5 separate regions of the Homo sapiens genome follow, and regions 2, 3, 4 and 5 are each linked to region 1. The links are chromatin loops, found by intact Hi-C in ENCODE. Cell type or tissue: psoas muscle. All regions are shown on one strand.

The links. Peaks named below come from ENCODE experiments on the same cell type or tissue, not always from the same donor. Only the 100,000 strongest peaks of a DNase experiment are listed, where the experiment ranks them.
Region 2: a loop joins it to region 1, with 2.8 times the contacts of the local background. A loop is called at or near these places in 42 of 110 quality-filtered maps.
Region 3: a loop joins it to region 1, with 5 times the contacts of the local background. A loop is called at or near these places in 37 of 110 quality-filtered maps.
Region 4: it touches region 1 in a loop (7-fold over the local background); 93 of 110 quality-filtered maps call a loop at or near these places.
Region 5: a loop joins it to region 1, with 7 times the contacts of the local background. A loop is called at or near these places in 34 of 110 quality-filtered maps.

What each region holds. Positions count from the first base shown.
Region 1 is chr7:50,465,414-50,470,413 of GRCh38, reverse strand. It overlaps DDC (dopa decarboxylase), which reads left to right. Exons shown (of 15, transcript NM_001082971.2): 12 at 243-341; 13 at 3,099-3,200. Among named protein-coding and RNA genes, the nearest start is that of FIGNL1, 18 kb to the right of the region's middle. In psoas muscle, a CTCF peak has its summit at 2,215 (motif pointing left); a DNase peak (open chromatin) is centred at 2,213; H3K4me3 peaks cover 632 bases; H3K27ac peaks cover 762 bases.
Region 2 is chr7:50,599,550-50,604,549 of GRCh38, reverse strand. It overlaps GRB10 (growth factor receptor bound protein 10), which reads left to right. Exons shown (of 19, transcript NM_001350814.2): 16 at 173-239; 17 at 465-552. Among named protein-coding and RNA genes, the nearest start is that of DDC, 37 kb to the right of the region's middle. RefSeq lists an enhancer at 3,040-3,209. In psoas muscle, no CTCF peak of the experiment used is centred here; no DNase peak of the experiment used is centred here.
Region 3 is chr7:50,590,551-50,595,550 of GRCh38, reverse strand. GRB10 (growth factor receptor bound protein 10) reads left to right here. Exons shown (of 19, transcript NM_001350814.2): 18 at 21-114; 19 at 2,453-5,000. The coding sequence ends at 2,599. Among named protein-coding and RNA genes, the nearest start is that of DDC, 28 kb to the right of the region's middle. In psoas muscle, no CTCF peak of the experiment used is centred here; a DNase peak (open chromatin) is centred at 2,392; H3K27ac peaks cover 1,351 bases.
Region 4 is chr7:50,674,950-50,679,949 of GRCh38, reverse strand. All of the region lies in intron 5 of GRB10 (growth factor receptor bound protein 10), which reads left to right. Among named protein-coding and RNA genes, the nearest start is that of GRB10, 110 kb to the left of the region's middle. In psoas muscle, a CTCF peak has its summit at 487 (motif pointing right); no DNase peak of the experiment used is centred here; H3K27ac peaks cover 5,000 bases.
Region 5 is chr7:50,625,619-50,630,618 of GRCh38, reverse strand. GRB10 (growth factor receptor bound protein 10) reads left to right here. Exons shown (of 19, transcript NM_001350814.2): 8 at 3,641-3,797. Among named protein-coding and RNA genes, the nearest start is that of DDC, 63 kb to the right of the region's middle. In psoas muscle, a CTCF peak has its summit at 1,989; DNase peaks (open chromatin) are centred at 1,968 and 2,418; H3K4me3 peaks cover 1,767 bases; H3K27ac peaks cover 4,177 bases.

The sequences.
Region 1 (5,000 bases):
AACATCACTGGCTCCCAGGTCAACAGTCCCCATCTGTGTTCCTTTCTCTTGGAGATTTGCAAAGAAAGCCTCTGCCCACATCACCGAGGGCCCTGCCATCCAAGACAGGCCATGGCAATGGGAGCAGGTTGGCCACCAGGGAATCGGCTGCCTCCAAGAGAAATAGGCGAGCCGGTGAGCCGAAAAGGAAGCCAGCTTTTAATATCTTCCTCACTGATGGTCTGTTTCATGTTTCATTTCAGCATTGGCAGATACCACTGGGCAGAAGATTTCGCTCTTTGAAAATGTGGTTTGTATTTAGGATGTATGGAGTCAAAGGACTGCAGGCTTATATCCGCAAGGTGACTTTGTTTTTATTATTTATCACGGTAAAATTGCGGAGGTCTTTCGGGACTTTAGAAATAAATTCAAATTTTTTTTCTTTTTTTTTTTTTGAGACAGAGTTTCACTCTTGTCCCCCAGGCTGGAGTGCAATGGCACAATCTCAGCTCACTGCAACCTCTGCCTCCTGGGTTCAAGCGAATCTCCTGCCTTAGCCTCCTGAGTAGCTAGGATTACAGGCATGCGCCATCATGCCCAGCTAATTTTTGTATTTTAAGTAGAGATTGGGTTTCACCATGTTGGTCAGGCTGATCTTGAACTCCTGGCTTCAGGTGATCCACCCACCTCAGCCTCTCAAAGTGCTGGGATTACAGGTGTGAGCCACTGCACCTGGCCTTCAAATGTCTTAATAAGCAAATACATGGCAAGAGAACCAGACTGTAGTTTGGGTTGTTGAGATGAGGTTATTTATAAGATCTGTTAAGTCACTTTCGTTAAGATTGCAGGTTATCAGGTCCAGGAAGATGGTCACAGTAGAAACATCACATAGGTTGTGCTTTAGCCACATCTAGCCAAGAATGAAGTTCATTGAGCAATGGCAATTATGAGAACATAAGGACTGTGTTTTTCTCCCCCAAAATTGCCAGAATAAGATAGATATTCCCTAGTCCAGTGGTTCTCAGACATGCTTCCAGACCAGCAGTGCCGGCCTGCAGTGGGGCCCAGCAACCTCTGTTTTAACAAGCAAACCAGACACCTTCTCTATGCACTAAAATTTGAGAACCACTTATCAGCTCCAAGCCCCACTCCCCTGCTTTTTTTTTTTTTTTTTTTTTTAAAATAACAATTGGCTGGGTGTGGTGGCTCACGCATGTAATCCCGGCACTTTGGGAGGCCGAGGTGGGCAGATCATGAAGTCAGGAGTTCTAGACCAGCCTGGCCAACATAGTGAAACCTTGTCTCTACTAAAAAAAAAATACAAAAAATTAGCCAGGCATGGTGGCAGGCACCTGTAATCCCAGCTACTCGGGAGGCTGAGGCAGAAGAATCACTTGAACCTGGGAGGCAGAGGTTGCAATGAGCAGAGATTGTGCCACTGCACTAAAGCCTGAGTGACAAAGCAAGACTCCGTCTCACCAAAAAAAAAAAAAAAAAAAAAAATGAGGAAACTGAGTCCTGAATATGAGCCTGGATCTGCCTAGAGCCACCCGTTTAGCCAGCTGCAGAAGGCCTGCTGCTGTTCTGCTGGCTCTCTCTGATCCTGGTGTCCTTCCTAAGCTGTGGCCTCATCTTGATGGACAGAGGTCCCCAGGCTTCATGGGAACAAGCACACTTATGATATTCAGCCTTAGTGATGGTAACAGCCCTCCATTTTAAGTCCTGTTGCCACTTCACAACCAGGTGTGCAGGGGCAGGTGTCCCCAGCCACCTCCTCTGTGGCACAGCATATATAAACACATCCATCTGCAAGCTTCATAGAATGCCTAGGATGTGCCATGAACTGCCTACTCCCAAAGCTTCGGTGAGGACAGTTCCAGGAGCTGCCGAGCACTATGAGGACCTGTTTGGGGGCGAGAACTGGGAAAGGAGTATGTATATGAATTCCTGGGTAGGAAATCCCCCTCTACCCATTTGAGACGAATTCAGCTTTTTTGGGGAAAGAAAGCCAAAAAATAAGGGATTTATCTCCCCACAATGATGACGTCTTTAAGCTCAAGGACAACTAGTTATGATCATGCTGGCTCCTGTTTAAAACACACTCCACTTCTTTCTTAAAGGGGACCCAATCCTGCCTTAGGAGCAGAGTCCAGCGATGCTCAAAGCCTGTCTCCTTGGGCGGGAACCGGCTTTCGGGATCGCCCATGAGGCCGAGGTCTTTGGCGCTCTCTGGTGGCATGACGAGGAACCACTCGTATGACACGTGTTTTTGTCCCAGCCACCCCCTGCCCGCGAGGCGCCGCGTTTCCGCAGGTCCTCCCCAGCACCTGCAACATGGGGGCCCTGCTGTATCCGCGGGCTTAGAATGAGCAAGGCACGGGCCTACGCCACGGAGGGCTCCTTCTCCTAGGATCACATGCTGTCTGAATAGCTTCTGAGTTCTATAACTATTTGGAAGTGAAATAAGGTCAGTGTGATATTCAATGAGAGGAAGGCCGTTTCTGAATGTGACAGAGCGGACAGGATGCCCAGCTCTAGGTGGCAAACGCGGAGGAGGAGCAACAGCTGTGGCAGCCACAGAGCTGCAGCTCCATCAGGCTGCCTTAGAATCCTAGCTCAGCCAAGGCCTCCGGGTGCACCTTGGGCATGTCGCTCACCCTCTCCCAGCCTGTTTTCTTATCTCCAAAATGGGGATAATCATGATATCTTCTGTGTTGTGGGCTGTCCTGAGGATGCCGCAGTGGTGAGCGCTGGCACCTCAAGCACAGAGGAGCAACTCGATGGGCATTAGCCATTGTCTCTTCCAGAATGATCAAATACCTCCTCACGGTGTTTATTCTAACATTATAAAAGACAGTTTGGGTGGGATAAGAATAGTCCCATGAACAGAAGAAAATGACAATTGGTGTTCTGAGGACACTAGACCTGTGCTAATGTAGGGAATGAGTTTCTTAGCCTGCCTGGAAACAGCTGGTCAGTGAACGGTAAAAGCACTTGAGGAAAATTGCCAAGAGCGTCTAAATGAATTATACATGGGCAGTCTAATAAGGTTTTCTAGGTAGTTAAGTTCTGAATTAAATGGCCATGAGAAAAACAGATTTTCCCTTTCCTCTTTGAAGCATGTCCAGCTGTCCCATGAGTTTGAGTCACTGGTGCGCCAGGATCCCCGCTTTGAAATCTGTGTGGAAGTCATTCTGGGGCTTGTCTGCTTTCGGCTAAAGGTTTGTCTACATCTATTCCATTCTTCATTTTCTGTGAATGTGACAGAGGGGAAAGTGTTGTTCATTACCTCCATGCTCAAACACTGGCACTGGCTCTCCAGAGATGGCAGAGCAAAGCCTGCATTCTTTGGCCCACCGGCCTGCCCTGCCCCATGCTACACAGCCTTGTTTCCACGCACAGCGGCTGTTCCCGCTTCCTCAAGCCTGCCATGAGACTTCTAACTTACATAGCTTATTGGCCGCAGAATCTTTACCATTTTTCCTTCCTCAAGGCTCCATCCCACACCTCTGCCACTGGCCCTCCTTGGAGGACAGCGGCCTGTCCATAGCCTCACTAATCTGAGTGTCTTCTGTGGATCAACAGCATCAGCATCATCAGCATTGTCTGGGAGCTCCTTAGAAAAGCCAGTCTTGGGCCCCACCCTAGAGCTGCTGGCTGCGCACCTTTACAAGATGCCCACACAGGAGTCTGTTTGACACTGTGTTGTGGCGTGCTGTTATTTTGCTGCCTGATGCTGTGCATTCACCAGGTGAGGGCAGGCTGGCCCACACGGGTTGGGGCATAAGCCATCTCTACTGAGAATCATGATACAGTTCTCAAAAAGGCTCTAAGATGCACTGCACACATGCCCCTTGGTAATCTCCCTTGTGTACACAGAGCCAGGTGAGACCAAATGCTCTGTTTGGTTTATAAGGTTTTTTTTTTTTTTTTTTTTTTTTCTTTTTGGAGACAGAGTCTCCCACTCTGTTGCCCAGGCTGGAGTGCAGTGGTGTAATCTCGGCTCACTGCAACCTCTGCCTCCCGGGTTCAAGTGATTCTCCTGCTTCAGCCTTTTGAGTAGCTGGGATTACAGGTGTGCGCCACCACGCCCAGCTAATTTTTGTATTTTTAGAGATGGGGTTTCACCATGTTGGTCAGGCTGGTCTCGAACTTCTGACCTCGTGATCCACCCGCCTCAGCCTCTCAAAGTGCTGGGATTACAGGCGTGAGCCACTGCGCCCGGCTGAGGTAGCTTTTAATTCACAATCATTTCAAGCCTTTCCAGGAGGCTTCCTTGTTCAAATTAAAGACAGCACTCAGGAGAAGGAGCAGGCTGGGGTCAGTGTCATTGTCAAGGGGCTGCCAGTCAGAGTGTGGCACTGCCACTCCACCTACTATGTCCTTTTGCCTCACCTGACTCTTGGAGCTCTGAGGCGAGGAGGAGCTGCAGCCGTGGGAAAGCCTGCAGGTAGCAGAGCAGGAGAGGAGACTTGAGCCCTTGGAAGAGCACAAAGTGATGAGACCTGGGAGGTGCACAGAGGACCGAGAGGGCAAGACACGCTCTGGATGTTTGTGGGAGGAGCCTCAGTCCATCCATGTCCAGGATGTGTCCAGTCAACCAACCTTAGTGTTGGCATCGTGCTTATTAGACTCATCTGCTGTCAAGCAGTTGTTTTCATTCTTGTTTTTGTTGACAGTTTTCTTCTAGGACTTTTATATTCTATTTTTTTAACAGTTCTATTGAGATATAATTCACTTTGTTCATTTAAAGTTAACATTTGGGCTGGGCGTGGTGGCTCACGCCTGTAATCCCAGCATTTTGGGAGGCCGAGGAGGCCAGATCACTTGAGGTCAGGAGTTCGAGAACAGCCTGACCAACATGGTGAAACCTCGTCTCTACTACAAATACAAAAATTAGTCAGGAGTGGTGGCACATGCTTGTAATCCCAGCTACTCGGGAGGCTGAGGCAGGAGAACCACATTGAACCTGGGAGGCGGAGGTTGCAGTGAGCTGAGATTGTGCTACTGCGCTCCAGCCT
Region 2 (5,000 bases), 130 kb before region 1:
GGAACCCTGAGCTCTTTGTTCTCAGGGGTCAGTGGGGTCTTCAGATGGGGCAAGGTCCCTTGTGAGCCCAGTCAGGCACCCCACCCAGTGGCCTGCCATGAGCTTGGACATATTGGGTGACTTGGTGTGTCTGTCTGCTGTCCTCGGTGCTAATGTGGGATTTCTTTTGCAGAAGCGAAGCACACGGATGAACATCCTAGGTAGCCAAAGTCCCCTCCACCCTTCTACCCTAAGTACAGGTAAACAGGGCACATTGCCTGATGTTTTTGTACATAAAGAAAATCAAACAGCACCCCCCTCCACTCCCCCTCAGCCTTACGAATTTGCCTGTGGCCAGAGTGCACCACACAAGCTGTAGCTGGGGGAGTCAGGGGCTCTGAGTTGATCAGAGTTGGTTGTGCTGTCAGGGAAGCCATTCTGCAGAGGCACCACCATCCTACCCTCCTCCTGTCTTCCCCCCACAGTGATTCACAGGACACAGCACTGGTTTCACGGGAGGATCTCCAGGGAGGAATCCCACAGGATCATTAAACAGCAAGGGCTCGTGGATGGGTAAGGAACCACCACTGATAAGAGCTGTCATCTGCTAAGGTTTTATTGTGCTGGGGATCTGTTCTGTTTAATTCCTCAGACATCCTTGCTGGACAGGCAGCAGTTTTGTCCTCATTTTAAAGAGGAGAAAAGGTAGGCTAGAGGTATAAGTGGTACGCAGGGCTTGCCCAGCTAGTAAGGGGCAGAAAGGGATCTAATCCATGTCTGCCCAGAGTGTATCTGTAATTATCCTTCACCTCTGTATGAAATCTGAAGAGATGGACAACACAAGTTGTTTTATCTTCATAAGGTAGTGGGCAGATGGAAAAAAAATGCTTTTGCCTACGCTTTTTGATTGTGTACTACATGAGGTTGGTTTTGCTGAGAACAAATAGCCCCAAACCTTAGTGGCTTAAAACAACAAAAATAAATTACGTATCATTGTTGGTTGAGTGGCCTTTCTCACCTGGGCCAGCTTGGCTGGGGCTGGACAGTCCAGGATAGGTTCACTCGTGTTTGGTTGTTGCTGTGAGCTGTTGCCGTGGCAATTAGTGACTGGGCATGTGTCTGCAGCAGATTACTTGAGGCTCCCAGGCATAGCAAGAGAGGTTAAACCCCACTACACATGCACGAGACTTCTCAAGATTCTCGTACCATCACATTTGCCACCATCCCGTTGACCAAAGCAAATCCCAAGACCACACTTGAATGACCCTGGGAAGGAGCCAGCCACAGTGTGGATATAGGGACAGGGACATGGGATGCAGTTACCACAGAAGGCCGACACTGCGGAGCCAGCAGTCTTCCAGAAAGAGACACAGGCTGATCATCCTCCCTGAGGAAGTAGTTACATCCATGTGGGAGCTGTCCCATACGGGGTCTGAATACTCAAAATACAGGTTCCTGGAAGCTGCTAAACTCAAAGAATGATTCTTGTGTCCTTCGTTTTACAAAAAGTTTTATTACGGAAATTTTCACATTTACATAAGTGTATAATGAAACCCCACTTACCCATCACGCAGCTTCAACCTGCTTACTTCACCTCTTCCCTTTCCTACATTCTCCTCCTCCTCCTCTTCATCTCTCTTTTCCCTTTTCTCCTCCTCTTCCTCCTCTTCTATTTTAAAGGAAATTTCAGATATCCTAAATTTTTGCCAGCAAATACATCTCAATGCCTGTCTCTAAAAAAATAAGGACCCTTTTGTTTTGATATAACTGCAATGTTATTACACTTAACTAAATAAATAAGAATTTCTTACTATCATCTAAAAGCTAATCCATGTTCAGATTTCCCCAGTTGTCACCAAAAAAACTCCTTTAAATTAAGTTGAGGTTATTTAAGGTAGGACCCACAAATGGCATTTAGATGCTATACCATATACTTCTGTCTCCTTGGATATAAAATAGTCTTTCTCATCACTCTGTTTTTCTTCTATTTTTTTAAACATCTTTTGTTTGTTAAAGAAGTGGGTCATTTGCTAATAGCATGTTTGTGGTTTATTTTAATAAGTTCCTCTGTCTCCCTGATTCCTGGGGAGTGGTGGTCATGGTGTGATCAGATGCATTTCTTCTGCCTGGTGTCTGCAGGGCAGGTACTGGGTGCTCTGCTGCCTGGAGTGGAGGAGGCCTGAAGCCTGGTTGCTGTTTAGTGGTGTCGGGTGAGCAGGGGTTCAAGTGCAGCCAGCTGGAACCTCCCCACCAAGGCTACCGTCCCCGTCCACCACATGGTTTTAGCAGCCCTTGGTGAACTTGCCCAGGTTCAGTATTTCATTAGGTGTTCCAAAATCATCATTTTCTAATTCCTTCCTATATGAGCTGAAGTTCTTTCTTGCATTAGATATTTCCTGGAAAAAGTAGGTAAATGCCTGGTTTTCCCCTTTACTTGTCAATTTTTAGAACGAGTTTGTGTTCTCCCACCTTCCACTAGAGGCAAACAAGGGGTGTTTTTGTTGTTAGTTTGGATTTTGTTTAAACTGTCACTGTGAACTTAGATTTTTGTGTTTGATTTATTTCAGTCAAAACCTCTTCTCGACGCTCACTTTGCCCCTCATTGGCCAATGGTTCCTTCAAGTTGCTTCCTGAGTTCTTTTGAGCTAGCATTAATGGTATTTGATTTTGGGGTGACAAGATGTATTAGACTCAAATGATGCATTTCTCACAGGGACCCTGATTCATTCTAATGCAAAATGGTATTTGGAGACTACAATCTTTAGATCTTTTTAGTAAACAGAGCTAGGACATGGGCTTTTTTAAAACAAAAAATAAATGTTGGGTTCACGTTGATATTGCTAATTCAAATTTGAGATTACAGGATTTTTTACTTCTTTGATTTTGTTGTTTTTTTTTTCCTCTGATGATCTCTGTTAATGGCATTAACTTAATTACTTATTACTTTATATTACATAATACAAAATACATACCTGTAATATCTTGAAAATATTAATGCTGATATTTATTCAGTAAGACACCTGAATTGCGATTTCTTTACAGTCCTTTTAATCCTTAAGGATTAATCCAGGCAGGTTACCTTAAAATACCTTGCCCAAAGTCACTTAAAGTAATTCTTCTCTATGGTTCTGTCACCAAACTGCTGGGTAAATCAGGTTTGTTTGTTTCAGTTTCTCTTTAGTGTTTGCAAGTGGATCTGATTTATTTTCTTTTTGGTTGAATGCTGCTTTGTAAATTGCATAAAACATTTTCATGGTTCCAAAGTCAGATCTATGAAATAAGGCACATGCCCTGTCCTCTCAACTCTGCCTCCCAACCCCTACACCAGATAAACAGCTTTTATTAGTGTTTGTTTATCCTTCTGTCATTTCATTGTACAAATACGAGTGAAAAGATTTTGTTTTCTGCCTCTCGTTAAGCAAATGTAGCGTGCTGCAAGTACTGCGCTGCGCAGTTCCCGCAGTCTCTGCATCCCAAGGATCGCTCCACAGCAGCGCATCGCGATGGCCCACATTTCTTTTCCACTCTTGGGTTTTCTTTTATGTACATGGAACATCATTTTTTAAAATGTCCCCTACTGAGGGATGTTCACCATGTTTCCAGGCAAATGTTATGAGACACAGTGCTGCATTGTTTCATAATTTTGCCATGTATCTTTGCCATGAGTCCTGAGAAGTGGGGCTGTGGGGTGGAAGGGCAGGGCCTATGTAATATTGTGAAGTATCACCAGAGTCCCTCAGCAGGCTTACTTCTTCATCTGAGAGTCATGCTGTCAGCCGCATCTCTCATGAAGGAGGCTGACCCTCGTTTCATGTATGGAAGGACTTCTTTGTCTTTTGGCAGTTCTACCCTGTTTACATTTTTTGTCCATTTTTCTAATCAGTTAAGTTGCAGACACTTTTGTTTTTCCCACTCCTAAATCATAAAGGGGTGCATTCATGTTGTCTTGTACTTGGATTCTTTTCCCCCCTCTCTCCTTCCTTCCCTCTGCTCCTCTTTCCTTCCTTCCTGCTCTCTGCATTCTCCCTTTCTTTCTTTTGTCCTTAGTTGGTTCATTTTTGGTCTTTGTTTGGTTTTGTTTCGATCCCAGATGCACTTGGGTTTATTTATCCTCACTGCTGGGTAGAGTATGGGTCTGATTTTATTTTGTTTCCCATGTGGCTTTACAATTGCTCCAAAACTCCTTACTCAAGATGTCAGCTTTATCACAGAGCAGTCTCTCAAAGCATTAGAAGCAACTCCTCCTCTAACTGTAAAACAGTATGTTTCTCCTCTAAAGTTTCTGGCATGCCTGAGGAGAGAAAAGCCTAACACAGAAATTTCTCTTTCTGTGACGTTTTTGAGTTAGGGGTATCTGTGTGTTCTGGGGCTTCTAATACAGTGTATACCTGCTTATACCCCTGAACCGTATCAACAGTGGGCCCAGAATGTTCTAGGGGGACCTCTGTTACCCTTGCCGTGTGTGGGAGGCAGCGCAGGCTCACTTCGGGGTAGCGTCACTCTGCTGGAGAATTGGCACTTCCACAGGAGGCTTTATTTGGTGCTGTGGCCACTAAGTGTCCTCCCCAAGGCCAGGGCAGTGAGGACGCCCATCATCCCGAGGCGAAGATGTTTCTGAACCTTGGGGGCGGGTGTGGCAGTCATATGTTTGAAGAAGCTTCCTGAGTGATTCTGGGATAAGGCCCACTCTGTCCACTTTGGATTGAAAGGGCTGCCTTGGGGTGGGGTGGATTGCAGGTCAGCACTGCTGGGCCACCTGAATTGTGTGTCAGCGTTTTGCTTCCCCCAGCCATGTTTGTCTTTCAATTTTTCTCGGATCAGAAACCCAGTTGGTGAGGCATCCGTCTTTCCAGACCTGTAAAGCGATAGAAGCATCACCTCTGTTACCTTCCGTTCCCCAAATCAGCCCGGCTGGTGCCGCCCGTCTTATTCTTCAGCAGGTGTTCCTCTCCGTCCTCCCTGGAGCCTTCCTCGTCTCCAAGGCTGTCATTTCCAGCTCCCGCCTTAGGCTGCTGGAGCGC
Region 3 (5,000 bases), 130 kb before region 1:
AACTATTTTCCCTTCCCCAGGCTTTTTCTCCTCCGTGACAGCCAGAGTAATCCAAAGGCATTTGTACTCACACTGTGTCATCACCAGAAAATTAAAAATTTCCAGATCTTACCTGTAAGTATTGATGTTCTCAGACCAGTCCTTGTGGTTTGTTTTCTGGTTTCATTCTTAATGCAATTTTCAAGTTATAAACCGACAAGACCGGTAAGTATCAGACAGTTTCAAGGCTGCAGTTAAGAAACTTTCAAGAATTTCTTTACAGGTTTGTCTTTTGAAATTAGAAAAACATTTCCCTGGAAATAATCCTGAAAGTGGTGATAGGGTGTTGAGGCCCCCCTTGAGCCTGTGAGCTCTTGGTTGCAGCAGAAAGGGTACTGATGGGGAGGATCAAGGTCGCAGGAAGGGGAGGTGGAGGAGAATTAGCTGAGGGCCCACAGCTGAAAGGGTACTGATGGGAAGGATCAAGGTCACAGGAAGGGGAGGTGGAGGAGAATTAGCTGAGGTCGCAGCAGCTGTGAGCACGTGGGTCTGGAAGGCAGGAGTTGTGCAGCAGGATTGCCTGTTGGCTGCTGGAGTCTGAGGAGTCTTGTAATTTGTCCTGGTGTACACCAGGGCTATCCAAGAAGCGTTAAGTGGCCTCCCAAAGAGTAATTTTGTTTCTCCTTCCACATGGTCCTTGGATCTAAAGACCATTCTCCCTTTGAACAATTCCAAAAACTTCATTACAGAATACATTAATCAACACTACTTTTTTTGACAAAGCACTTTATGTTTGATTCGCCTGATGTTTACCTCTCACTTCAGTATGCCACAGTTCAATTCTAGTTCATGATTAGAGTGCTAGATCAGCGCCTACAAGAATTCAGTTTAGTTGAGAATACAATACACAAAATTAATAGCAGCTGTTTACATGCTGAATTGATAAATTCTGCAGGTAATGATAATGTTTGTGAAATGCATCCTGTGGAACCCAAACTCTACCAAAAGAGGCTGGCTGGACAGTTTCCTCTCAGAGATTCAATCTGCATGTCAGCAAAGAAAAAGCTCTGAGAAGGCTTAAATTAACTAAACTCACCTGTTTTACACAGTTGAACCTGGAGTTCTTCAGGCTTATCTGACCCCCAGGACTTTGTTATGATCTCAAGAATCGTGTAGTGACTGGCAGCCATGGACCATACAGGATGAGGAGGGTGTCTTGCTTAGCTTTTGTGAGCCAGGGGAAGGCAGTGTGCCACGCACTGTCTTTTCTGTGGCTGCTTGCTTCCTGCTGTGTGCTGACATCCCCACCTTACTCGTGAGGAAAATGAGGCTCATGGCTGTCAGTGGCTTTTCCTGCACCGCACTGGGGTGAGGAACAGAATCTGGGGTTGAGCCCAGCCTTCCCAGCTTCCAGCCAACCTTATATGCAAATACAGGAATTACTGTCCTAGGGAAAGTGCTGCATAGACAATCCTTTTTGTTCTTCTACTGCATTATATTATTCACACAGTTATAATTCTTTTAGCTCAAAATATAAAATGAAAAGTGATTGACATTTTAGGCTGGATGAGTAAATTAAAAAAAAAAAAGAAAGAAAGGGGGCTTTCGTGGTAGGCAGAGTGTGTAATGCCCAAATCCTACAAGTAACAAAAGAACAGCAACTTGGGACTTAGGGCATTAGGTGTGCAGCCTCTGTGTGTGAAAACTGGCTGTGGGATGTGCTGTTAGCTCTAGCAATGGTTTTAGAGTTACGAAGTGGTTCCAAGCTCATTAATTAGCCAAGCCTTAAGGCTGACCTATTCCCTGTGAACAACACGACCTCCTTTCAGCAGTGTTTTGCACTGTACTACAGTCATCCAACTGAAAACTCACTGAGTTAAAATAGGTGTTAGGAATATGATTCTCTCTGGGAGATACTGTGGCATTCCCCTGCTTTAATAAAAATAACTGCCCCATATTCAGGGACCTAGGAACGGAATTTACCTGCGTGAGCTTATTAATCCCTCATAGCCACCCAACAGTTGCTTCATCATGGAGCAGAGTAAACCCCTGGGGCCTCAGGAGTTGGCTGAGGTCGTATAGTGAGGACCCAGGTTTGTGCAGTCTTCTCGGGGCATGCTGTGTGCAGTGGGTACTTACAAGTTAACTGGTAAATGTAATTCTCATGAGCTGGGTGAACTGGGGGCAACTTCGAGCCCTTCCCCTTGACCACCTTAGGGAGCAGGGGAGCTAGCTGTCCTCAGCAGCCTCCGCAGCCCACCCAAAGTCTGTCCCTCGCTCAGGGACATGGCAGCCCCCAGCACACATCCTCTGCTCCCGTCTTTCCCGCCCCTGGTGTTTTCTAGCCTACCTTGCCCTGTGTGTCCCTCTGGAATCAAATCATGGGCAGATGTAGCTGCTGCTGGCCGTGGGCCCCGTTCTGTTCCCTGAGGTGGCAGCCTCTAACCTGGCAAGTGTTCTTGTGTCTCTCCAGTGCGAGGACGACGGGCAGACGTTCTTCAGCCTAGATGACGGGAACACCAAATTCTCTGACCTGATCCAGCTGGTTGACTTTTACCAGCTGAACAAAGGAGTCCTGCCTTGCAAACTCAAGCACCACTGCATCCGAGTGGCCTTATGACCGCAGATGTCCTCTCGGCTGAAGACTGGAGGAAGTGAACACTGGAGTGAAGAAGCGGTCTGTGCGTTGGTGAAGAACACACATCGATTCTGCACCTGGGGACCCAGAGCGAGATGGGTTTGTTCGGTGCCAGCCGACCAAGATTGACTAGTTTGTTGGACTTAAACGACGATTTGCTGCTGTGAACCCAGCAGGGTCGCCTCCCTCTGCATCGGCCAAATTGGGGAGGGCATGGAAGATCCAGCGGAAAGTTGAAAATAAACTGGAATGATCATCTTGGCTTGGGCCGCTTAGGAACAAGAACCGGAGAGAAGTGATTGGAAATGAACTCTTGCCCTGGAATAATCTTGACAATTAAAACTGATATGTTTACTTTTTTTGTATTGATCACTTTTTTGCACTCCTTCTTTGTTTTCAATATTGTATTCAGCCTATTGTAGGAGGGGGATGTGGCGTTTCAACTCATATAATACAGAAAGAGTTTTGAATGGGCAGATTTCAAACTGAATATGGGTCCCCAAATGTTCCCAGAGGGTCCTCCACACCCTCTGCCGACTACCACGGTGTGGATTCAGCTCCCAAATGACAAACCCAGCCCTTCCCAGTATACTTGAAAAGCTTTCTTGTTAAAATAAAAGGTGTCACTGTGGTAGGCATTTGGCATATTTTGTGGACTCAGTCAAGCAACCACAGTCTGTTAATCATTTCTCTATGCTCAGATGTCAGATCCTCTTGTTATTAGTGTGTCTTGTTCTGCACAGTGCAGGAGACTTTATTCCTTTGGAAAATTCACTGTTCCACAAACAGCAGGCTGAATGGCCTCGCCTCTAGATTGACGTGGGCCAGCCTCCTTGAGACACACCTGGCACCCGTCATCGGCCAGCGGTGGATGCTGCATAATCCACCTGGGTACTTCAGCCTTGCGTTTCCACAGCCTTCAGCCTGTTCTAGAACGATCACTGCCTTACCCCTGCTGCTGCAGTGGTGTGAGTCGTTTCACGGCTGATGTCCCTCGGGGGATTAAAGGATCTAAAGAGAAAATGGCACCTGGTTGTCTTCGTGCTGTGTCTCATGGGTTTCCATAGTGATAAAGACAAGGAAACGCTGCAGGGGCCACAGGCACAGGCTGATATTTAAAGATCTTTGCTTGCAGCCCTCCGTCCTGCTGAAAACCCCCATAAGCCAGTGAACACAGAGCAGCTAGAGGCTCCTCCTCTGCTGGCTTAGGGTCAGAAGTACCTCACAGTGGTTGTGGACATGGAAGAGTTTTGTCAACACAACACTTTGTCCCCGCTCCGGGAGATGAGTCAGATGGTGGCTTGAGTTGTCACTTGGTCCCCTCCGCCCCTCGGGTGGCCCCCTTTGCCACGTCCCCTTAGCTTAGTGATCAGGTGTGAGAGTGGCCATTTCCTTACCTTTGATCCCTGTAAAGCAGAAAGGACTCCTTTGACAGGCGACAAACTACTGTGGTGAGCAGAATGATTTCCTTTTTCAAGACAACACCTGCCTGGCTTCTATTAATGTGTGCTGGCCATGATATTGCCCCAAATCCGCCCCACTGAAGTGTTCCCTAAGGAACAGCATTTCTCTGCTCCTCAGTCAACCCCCGTAGCCTAGAGCAGTGTCACAAGCTTCAGTAAGGCCAGTCAGCTGGAAGTCAGTCTACCGTATAGTAACACTGTATGTCAGTCTACAGACCACACTCTAGTTGTTTTCCATGAAAGGTATACAAATGAAGAATTTTCTAGCAAAACATGTTTTTAACCATCAGTGCTCAATTGCATTTTCTTCCTTTCGCAGCCAGTCAGTCTTTCAAACTATTGACAGTAAGATAATTCTCACGTTCACACCTGGTGGCAGGCTTCACTGTAGGGACGGACATTGCAGTTACACCACGATTCCTTCCTCTTCACTGGCTCGAGGTAAACCCTTTTCAAGGAAAAACAACTCTAGGATTTCTTTTTTCTGTGTACGTAGACCAGTCCCATCAGTGTATAATCTCTCTCTCACACGCCTCTCTCCAATAGACAGCTTGTATTTGCAGTATTTCATATTTATAAATATGCGTTTATTTAAAAGGAGAACAAAAGCTTGACTCTGATTCACAGTTTTGTATGTAGCTGGTTTGACGTAGTCTTTTGTATTTTCCCTGCCGAAGTGAATTGTTGGAGAATGTAAACCGCCTCCACGTGGCGGCAGACTTCCTAAGGCCCCAGCTCGCTGGCCTCGCGCTGGGCGGCTGGGAATTCCACCTGAGAACAAGTCCCGCAAACCGGGGACGGAAGGACATTTGACTTTTATTTTTGTATTTAATTGACATGAATGTAAAGGGGACAGCTCAGGGTTGTTTTGGAGCCTGTTGACTTTGTATCTCTGCCTGTGATTTTCTTTTCTAAATGAA
Region 4 (5,000 bases), 210 kb before region 1:
TGTTCAGAAAGCTGTTTCAGTAGAAGGTTAAGTTATATTTGCACAAAGTTTTAATTGGTTAGAAGTTAACAGAAATTGCTTGCCAAGTGAACATGGTCTAGTGGAAAACACTTTTGCAGCCTGACCTTCACTTCTTTTCTAGATAGAAATGTGTAAGGACTTTGGCTTTTGCACATGTGTTAGAGACTTTTCATGTAAAGTGCCATTTATCTGTTTCTTAGGGACTGAATCTGCTTTGACTTAATGATATACCCCCACCCCAGCTGTTTATGACTTAACAGGGTATATCTTCCATATGAAAATGGGGGAAGGGGGTAGTGGAGAAAGCTCTGAAGGCATCGCACACTGATGGAAGCTTGTGTAGGTCTGTGAAGAAGGGATCGTAATGGACACGTCCTAAACACATGGTGCAAATAACATGTCCTTATGTTGCCAAATCATTTAGTAAAGTGAATCCAGTGTCATCTTTAATCCCTAAACAATGTAAAGAAGACACTAGATGGTGCTGTAAACTAAGAAATGTATTGGTGAAGGTGGTGAGATGGTGCTAGAAGTTAAATCCTCTGTCCCCGGAGTTTCTCTGTCCTCTTTGCCTTTTCCTAGTCAGCACACCTAGCCTGCTGCATGGAAGACATTTACTCGTGATGATTTATAAGCCCGATGCAAATGTGTTTCGCTGAGTTTATATCTATTTTAAAACTAAGCCAGCCTCAGTTTGCTAATGACAGTGAAACTAGATGAGATGTGAATTTGAGATCAGACAAGCTACTCAAATATTTGGGGCAAAGTTAATACCCAGTTTTGGACTGGGTTATTTAAAGAAGGAAAATAACTATTAATAACATGATTGACAGCCATGTTGTTTGACCTATATTTGTGCAGAAAATACATTCTTATAAATCCGTCTGAAGTGAAATTTTATATATAAAATTATTTTTTTCTTCACCTTTCACTATTCCTCCCAGTGGGGCAGCCCCATGGAAAATATTTTGGCGTCAAGTTAACATTAAATAGACAATCTGAATATTCACTGCGAGAAGCATTTGTTTACTTGTTTCTCCCACTTCTGTTACGTGGCAGAAGGCCTTTCACAAATGGGTGATTATTGATCCACTTGGATTCATGGGACCAGACAAGAATTTTGCAGTTGACCACACCCACAGAGGTGGCACACAGAGTCCTTACTGAGGTAGACCAGCTGACAGAATAAACGCCATAGGGATGCTTGTAAGAACTCAGTGTGATTTCAGTCGTATCTTAATGTAGTAATTAAAAAAAAAATGGTGTAGAATATGAAAAATTGTCTTCTTTTGAATCAAACCTTTAAAACCCCTGTTTGGAAGATTTAACTGTCGCTCTTCGTTAGAATTTAGTGAAGCTTACAAGTCAGAGAACCATAATTGATTTTATTATCTAAACAGATAAAATGCTAATGAACCCCACAGGACATTTTACAGTTGTTTCTAAAGTATGGCATTTAAAATTTCTAAAAAGTTTTATTTTTGCTGTAATGGCTCTGGAAAGTATGAAGGTTTGAAACATCCAGATAGAGTGGTTGGATTCAGTTTATGAAGATTATAACCTATTGAGTTACCAGATTGACCTGGCTTTGTTGAAAATATTCATGATTGAATGTATTAAAGTAGAAAATAGTTGTACAAATAATCCACCTCAGAGGAGAGTAAAAGCATTTTGAGGATATGTGTTGTGTTTATATTTTGGCATCTGTTACCTTATATTTACTTTGAATAATGACAGAATTACTTTGCATTTGACCTAATTGCAGAGCTATGACCCAGGAATGATCTGGTTGACTGACAGAAGGCTTAGCAGGAAAAGGACAGGAGACCCCGGGGGCTGCTTGCCTGGGGAGCACAGCCAAGGGGCTGTTAGGAATGCATAGAGAGAAATAACTGCACATGAAAATTCCCCAGAGGGAATGAAAACATGTTATTTTCCTAGAAGAGAACAGTCTCAGAGTAGGAACTGTACCACTGTTTTTATTTCCAAAGCAGGATTAAAAGCCTGGCATTGAATTGGCAGAGTGGCCCCACAGCACACGTGTATGTGTGTGCAAGTGTGTGCATGTGTGTGGACATGTTCGCACGTGTGCACGTGTGTGGCATTGAGACCAACCTGCATCACCCAAGACTGACTATACTTAACAGTGAACTTTGTGTTTTGGCCAGTATTGACTTTTAGATGGCCCACTGAGATAGAAATATTGAGCTGTTAATACGGTAAGTTAAGAGTGGCGCTCGTGCTAATTGTTTTGCAGAGCTTCAATTAAGCAGCTATTCCCTGTCAGCTAAATAGGAGTGTAGGAGATGAGTGGGTGCGTGATGCATACGTTCTAGAACTTTCCTGAAGCCCCAGATTCGTGGTCTCCACTATAACTTTTCCTCAAGATGGATGCAGCAGTCTCAATAAATACAGAACTGAGGTCTTGTCTTTGGCAGGCAGAGTTCTCTGGACTGCAATTTTCGCTCCAGCAGTTGGCAGTGAGGCTCTCCTCTCCCTGAGGCCACAAGCCTTCTGGGCCTCGGGTAGCTCAGGCAGGTACATGCCTGCCCCTCCAGGGGTCCTGATTTTTTGCCAACCAACTCTTCCCCACCCCACCTCACCCCAGCTATGAGCAAGAGTTCGCCTGCTGACTCTGAGTGTTCTTCCTTGTGATTAATTATTGATTATGCAGTAATTATTAATTATTGATTCAGCACTTTGTCCTTTTAATATCTGGCCAGGATTAATATTTGACCACTCACAACCTGAACCATGGCAACATCTCTCTTCTTCCCTCCTTCCACACAGATCCTGGGCACACAGGGCCCTGCTTGCTGCGTCTCAGCTGCTGATTTCACCCAGTCCGCATCTTCGGATCCATCTGACCCCTGTTTTTCTAAGGCAACCTTCCTCTTCCAGCCTGATGCTCCCCAGCCCCTGCCCTCTCCCCTGGCCCTGGTTTGAATGTGGCCTCTGTTCTTCCAGCAAGGGCTGTGCTGGCCAGGCCTCAGTGATCTCATCGCTGCCATTTCAGCAGCCTCCCTTCTGTCCTCACCCCTCCCTTCTATCTGTCTGTCTTCACCAGGATCTTGAGCGTGATCTGGCTAAACCCTGCTCCTACTGTCCCACCCACTCCAGAAGCCCAAGCACTACCCCCGGGGGTGACCCTGCCCACTCCATACCCCCTCTGCACTACCGTGGTTGCCCAGGACTTCCCTCCCTCATTGTTGTTGTTTTGTTTCCTTATGTCTTGTCTTGTTATGCCCTTTAGCCTTGAGAGATGAGGGGAGCCCTTTAAAACAAAGGCCTTCCTAACCAGAGGGCAGAGTGCCCCTCTGAAGCTTCTGTGAGGAGCACACACCTGGTAGGAGAGAATGAGGGATGCAAAGCTTATTTTCAATACCGCTTATGTGACCTTGGGCAGGTGATTTAATTCTTCCAGGCCTATTTCCTCAGCTGTTAAGCCAGGTTAATAACGATCACTTTTTGTTATTTTGTAAGAAATAGATGAAATAGGGCTAATAAATAACATCTTCCTGTTTACTGTGTGCCAAGCTGTGTTATAAAGCAGATAATAACTAACCTAGTCCTTACAACCCCCCCCCCCCCCCGGTGGGGTGGACACTATTGCTAAGCTCATGTTAGAGTTGAGGACTCTTAAGAAATAGGAAGCCCACGTCCTGGGCCCTGGGCCCAGAGCTACTAGGAGCAGGGCAGGGTGAGCAAGTTTGCAAGTGCCGGTCTCTGCTTTCCTTCCTACCAATGTAGCCTTTGGTAGGAAGAGGGTCTTGCTGTCTGTGACCCTGTGTGTTAAGTGGGTGTAACTTGCAGCTATTCTGGGAGCAGAAGAGAGGACGAATTATGTGAGCTTCCATCATTATTTGCCATGATGTCAAAAAGCGAAAAATCTAAAAATGCAGAAGAAAGGAGTCAATATTATTAGAATGTATTGGGTTACACGTACAAAACTCACTCAAATTAGCTTAAGCACAACAACAACAAAATTATTGTATGGATGCAAGAATGTTTTACCAATCTTCCCTGAGCAGGAGTGCAGCCAGGCCTTAGGAAGCACCGGAAGCTGCACAGCCCTAGCTCCTGGCTCCCTTTCCCCGTCCCACCCCAACCCCTCCCCATCTCCATGTGCTGGGTTGTAGCCCTAGGTCTCTGTTTCTCTGGAGAAACAGACCCATTAAATAGGCTGTATACAGAGAGAGACACATGTGTTTTAGGAATTGGCTCATGACACTGTGGAGGCTAGCAAGTCCAAAATCTGCAGGGCAGGCTGGCAGGCTGGACATCCAGGGAAGGGTTGCAGCTCAGGTCTGGAGGCAGAATTCCATCTTTCCCCTTGGAGGCCGGTCTTTTTCTTCTATTCAGGTCTTCAGGTGATGGGCTGAGGCACTCTCACATGAGAGAGAACAATCTGCTTTACTCAAAGTCTGTGGTTTAAATGTTAATTACATCTAAAAAATACTTTCACAGCATCTAGTCTAGTGTTTAGCTAAAACCTGGCACCATGGCCCAGCCAAGTTGGCACATAAAACCAACCATCACTGTCTCTGCGTGCTCATTCCTCCCTTTCTACAGTGCGTTTTCCGCCGCTCTCTCTCTCACTTACTCTCTGTGCCATTGTGGCTTCTCTCTCTGCATCTGCCCCATGCCTTCCTCTGTGAAGATGGGCTTCCTTCTGCACTCTGGCCAATCGAGAGGATGGGTGGGCACCCGAAGCCCTCAGGCATGTGTTGTAGTAGCAGCCACACACAAACCCCTGCCACAGTGTCAGCCCCTACTTAACCTTTCTGGGCTGGAACCAGTGTCAGTGTTGGGTGCTGCTCTGTTTCTGTCTCTTGTTTCACTTCTGGAATCCCAGGGAAGGGAGAGTCCTGATCCTGGGAGACACCTGTGATTCAGTCAGCTGAGTCCAGGCCAGTGGGGTCGTGCTATGCAGCTGTGGCTGTGTGCGGCCTACCGGAGGGGGTGGGGAGGAGAGAAGG
Region 5 (5,000 bases), 160 kb before region 1:
CTTAACTGGTCATGAGGTTTGCTTTCTCAGAACTGAAATCCTGAGTTGGAAGCAGCTTTCAGGGTCCTGCCCCTGCACCCTTCGGTGGTTGTCCACAGGCCTTCAGCTGGAGCCTGCCTTGTTCCCAGATCCACGGTGGATCCAAGCACGTCCCAGGGAGGGCACGTGTCAGGGGCCAGGATCTTTTCAAGAGGGTATCTCATTAATCCATGTCATAGCAACACTATGAGGCTGGTGCTGCTTACAGATTTCCATTTTACAGATGAGGAAACTGAGGCACAGAGAGGCTGGATAGCTCAGCCATGTTCCCACAGCTAGTTACTGATGAAGCATGGTTATGGCCAAGTCTGTTTCTAAGTTCCTCTTTGGAACCACCACCCCAGGCCAAGATAGGTCATAACTAATGTAGAACTTCCATACATTGATTAAGCAGTGTTTTGCTTACATTACTGATTCTCAGAGCAGTTCCCCACAGCTTGGATGAGGAAAGCAAGTCTTAGATTGCTAATTACCTATCCGAGGTCACAAAGCCAGTAGGAGGCTAAGCCGGGATAGAACTCAGATAGAACTTGTGGGTCTCAGCTTCTCACCTTTCCTGGTGTTACCAGATTCTTATATTCCCTAAACAAGTCATACCTTGGAAATTAACTGCCTGTGGTAACAATCTCCGCTCTGAACTGTGAGTTGCTGCGGGACAAGGGCCTTGACCTGCTCGAGAGAACCTTCTAGGCCCACCTCGTGTGAGATGCTTGAACACTGGATGGGCCAGGGAAACCCAGGCCTGCTCCGCAGGAGACCTGAGCCCCCAGCAGTGCTCAGGTGGTTACTAAAGGGGCAGTTGGTGCTGTACAGAATGCTCCTCCTAGAACTGCCAGCTCTAAAAGACTCCGTGGTCAGTGGCTGGCAGTACCCTGTAATAGGAGCCCTCGTACCTCTTGTGTTCCTTACAAACATTCTCATCAGTAGCTCTACGCGTTGACTGGGTGGTTTGAGATGGCTGGTATACACAGGGCTTTCTTGGTGTTCTGTCTCTGGGTCTTAGCTTTGTGTGTGGTTGGAGGGCCCTGGTGAGATTGGAAGTACCAGAGAGTGCTGTGTCAGGGGCAGAGGGGCCTGTCGCTGGAGCTGGAAGGTGCCTGCCTTTGTGTCTGACTCAGTCTCCTGTCTGCCTTGCCCCCTCAGGGTCTCGCCAGCCCAGCCTCTGTGGGAATCTAAAAGGAGTGGATGTGGACGTGTGACCAAGCACATCTCAGCTTTTAATACCCGGGCTATTTATAGACCTTTGGGGGGATGGCTGTGGAACAACAGGGGTTGGGGAGAGAGTTTAAAGAAAAATGCAGCAGGGCTGAAAAAAAAAATGAGAAAACCATTGGCATGGCTGATTTGAACAAGAAAAGTGGCAAAGAGACTTGGAGAGAGATGAGACACACACTTCAACATAATTTCACTTTCCTAGAGAAGATCATGTATCCTCAGTGCAGATAAGCTCATTGAGAGACTCAGGGAAGAAGAGCATTAGGAACCCTGATTTGGGTAGCAGAAGGCATGCACTGGTCCTGAAGACATTCCCTATGATGGTTAGCATATTTATAAAGCATTGTTGGAGCTCAGTTATATTTTCCAAATTCCTGTTTTTCTTTTATGTTAATGCATTTTAATAACATTCCTACCTAGGACCCAGAGACATGTTTTCTTCACTTAAATTGTATTTCTGTAGACTTATTCAGCCATGTCAGCTGTATTTGAATATTTTGCTTGTTAGGGGGAAGTATACTTTCATTGAGTGACACATAAATTCTGGAAAAGAGATGGTGGATTTCTTGAAAAATAAATAAGAGTTGAAAACAAGTCTCTGGGTCCTGATCCAGCCCCAGCCCTGGGATTTCTTTGAGTTGGAGAAGTGGCCCGTAGGTGGCAGGCAGGGGGCAGTGACCCTACCTGAGAGTGCAGGCTCCCCTGGCTGGTCCCCCGTCTGCTGGGAGGCTAACCTGCCCTCACAGAGAAGGGCTCTTCCGCTCTCGCTGAGCCCCGCCTCTACCACCCCCACCACCCCCACCTGGGCACTCAGGCTTGAGTGACATTGACTCCTTCCTGCCCACCGGGTGACAGCTGAGGGTAGCTAGCTGTAGGAGGGTCAAGAGGGTCCCTGTAGAATGGTGTGGTCCCAGTTCCTGATTAAGGTGGGGGCCTCCCAGCCCTTCCCTCTGCTGTCAGACTCCACGCCGGCCACAGAAATCAAAGTTCAGAGCAAGTAAGCACCCCCTTCCAAACACAAGAAAAGGGGCCAGAGAGAGCGGGGAGCCTCGGAGGGAGTTTGTCAGGACAAACTAACATTCTCACCCACCCTGCAGATCCAGCTCCAAAGCTGCCACTGACACATCAGTTGCGGGACAAAGATTATTTGGAGGTTGGCAGATGGGTCTGGATTCAGAGAACGCACGTGTTTCAGCCTCTCAGCTGCCTGTGTGTGATTTCACTGCCATGGGAAAGCATTGAGCGGGGGTTTTTCTGACCAGTTGGTGTGAGAGTTGTGTTGTTGCGGTTGTTGTGGTTGGCGTCCTCACCCCCAAGTCCGGGTCTTGTCGTATGGGAGTGGGAGAGCAAGTCCGTGGGGTGATTGCATCACTGTGGCTGGATTCACTCCCTAAGGGAGCCGGTGCAAGGCAGCCTGGGAGCCCAGCGGGTGGGTGGGTGGCCTCCCTGCTGCCCGGAGACAGCCTGCCCCCCAGGGCACACGCAGGCTCCACACAGCCAGCCTGGGACAGTGGGGAGAGACGGAAACACGCTCCCTTGCAAGAGGCAGTCGCAATTTAAAATGCCATCTTGCTCCTCTGACTGCTTTTTCCGGGCTGTCGAGGTAAGGATTTGTTAAACACACCTCGTGTTCTGGGAAGGGTGCATTGCTGCAGGGTCTTGCCTGGAAGGGATAGACTCCCGTCCTCTGGACTCTACTTCTCCATCCCTTGGCCTGGAGCTGCTCGGTGTTCATGGATTTGAACAGCACCGGGCAAATGAAGCTTGCTTGTAACTTTGTAGGGGTTAGGGGCTAAAGAATCTTGTGACTATGTTTTTATTATGCCCTTCTTTTGTATTAATTCATCTCCACTCCACCCTGAGCCTCAGTGTCTGTGAGGGGTGAGGTGCTGCGGGAAAGGCTGTAGGTGCCGCTGCTGGACCCTGTGCCCTGGGAGAACAGGTCGACTCGTCAAAGGTTATGATGGGAAGAGGGAGATTTACAGGATTTGTTGTTGCTTGCTTGTTTTTTCAATTGGTTCAACTGTAAAATGTCCAACCTGGAGACCACCAGCGTATTTTAAATGAATCCTGTGAATCCTGTCACTTCTTAAGACAGGTTTGGTGGTTTAGCCGTGTGCTGTATGTTCCCATGAGTTGTCCTGGGCATTTTAAGAGTATCATGTTGTAATCCTACCTGCTCTGCCCCCAGGAGGTGGGAAAGGGGAGATAGGGAGGAAGAGTCACATCCCTGCAGCTGGTGGGGACCTGTTGGCTGCCTGGAAAAACAGTTGCCCATGTGTTGGAGCACTACTATTTTTACTTTACCTGTTTTCTTTTGTTTCAGTTTTTATTTCTTGAAAGCCCGAAGTTGTTTATCTGTAACTATCCCCTTTGTGTGTTGCAGGATGTTAAAGTCTTTAGTGAAGATGGGACAAGCAAAGTGGTGGAGATTCTAGCAGACATGACAGCCAGAGACCTGTGCCAATTGCTGGTTTACAAAAGTCACTGTGTGGATGACAACAGCTGGACACTAGTGGAGCACCACCCGCACCTAGGATTAGGTAGGGAACCATCAGAACAGGATTGGCACCTGGGGATGCTTATGTGCAATTGAATGAAGACTGCTGCTGCCAAATGCCAAATGTGTGACCGCAGTGTCCCCTGCGAAATTAGCAGGCAGTCTCTGGGTTCCCCTCGACTCTCCTGTTTCTCCTAAAATTTCACTCTCCTCCCTCCAGCCCCTTTCCCCTAGTACTTTGGGAATCTTGCCTTGGATGGTTGAGGTAATAACTTGCCAAGGGCTCAGACATGGCGAGGTTCCCTGTGGCTTGTCCAGCCTCCCCAGCTGTCAGAGCCACATGGAGCTTGCTGCACACCTGTGGGCGGGGGACAGGAGGGAGGTGCCCTTGAGGTGCTCTGGAGAGAGCTGGCCATGCACAGGATTGCAGCTGCCCTTCTGAGATCAGCTCCTCAGCTCATGGGAAGAAGGGAGCCATGGTTATAGGCAGCAAAGTGCAGAGAGGTCCGCTGGGAATTGGAGCAAATTATGAAGCACTTTGCTGTAAGTTTGAGTTGAGTCTTACATGGCATCTCTGCCTGCTGGTTAATAAGGCTTTGAACAGTGTTCATGCACGTGTATATGTGTGTGCCCATGTCATGCCTAAAAAGTAAGAGAATATTTTGTATCACAGAATATTTGAAGATATTGACTCTTTACAGAACGTATTGAGGTATTTTGTTCAGGTGGCTTATTTTAGGTAAAAAAGCTTTTCAGACTTTTGCTTAAATTCTTATCTAATAAATATAGTTCTTACAAAGTCATAGTAAAATATTCAAAACCAAAATTTTCTCTAAATCAACAGCTATATTTGTTCCATGTCTTGAAGGAGAGAAAAATAACACAGATTGGAAACTTCCCATAGTTCTAAATTTTTCTCATGAACCTTTTTTGAAAGATTAATACATTGAATTTAAACCTCTAGGTCTGGAATACTTAATTTAAACCTCTAGGTCTGGAGTAGCATCCTTCCAGGTAATATTATACAATTTAAGCCTAAATAATGCAGTGTAAATTTGAGCTGACACCACCTTAAGTCTCTGTTTTCTAATGCGCCCTGTACTTTGGAGAGACGGTATGCTTTTTGAAGGAATTGGATAGAACTCTTGCTGGTTTCTTTCCCATCTCTATCAATTGCTAAACGCATTTGTGTGACGACAGAAGCCTTCTCCTCCATTGTCACTAACAGCTTTCTCCTGCCAGGATC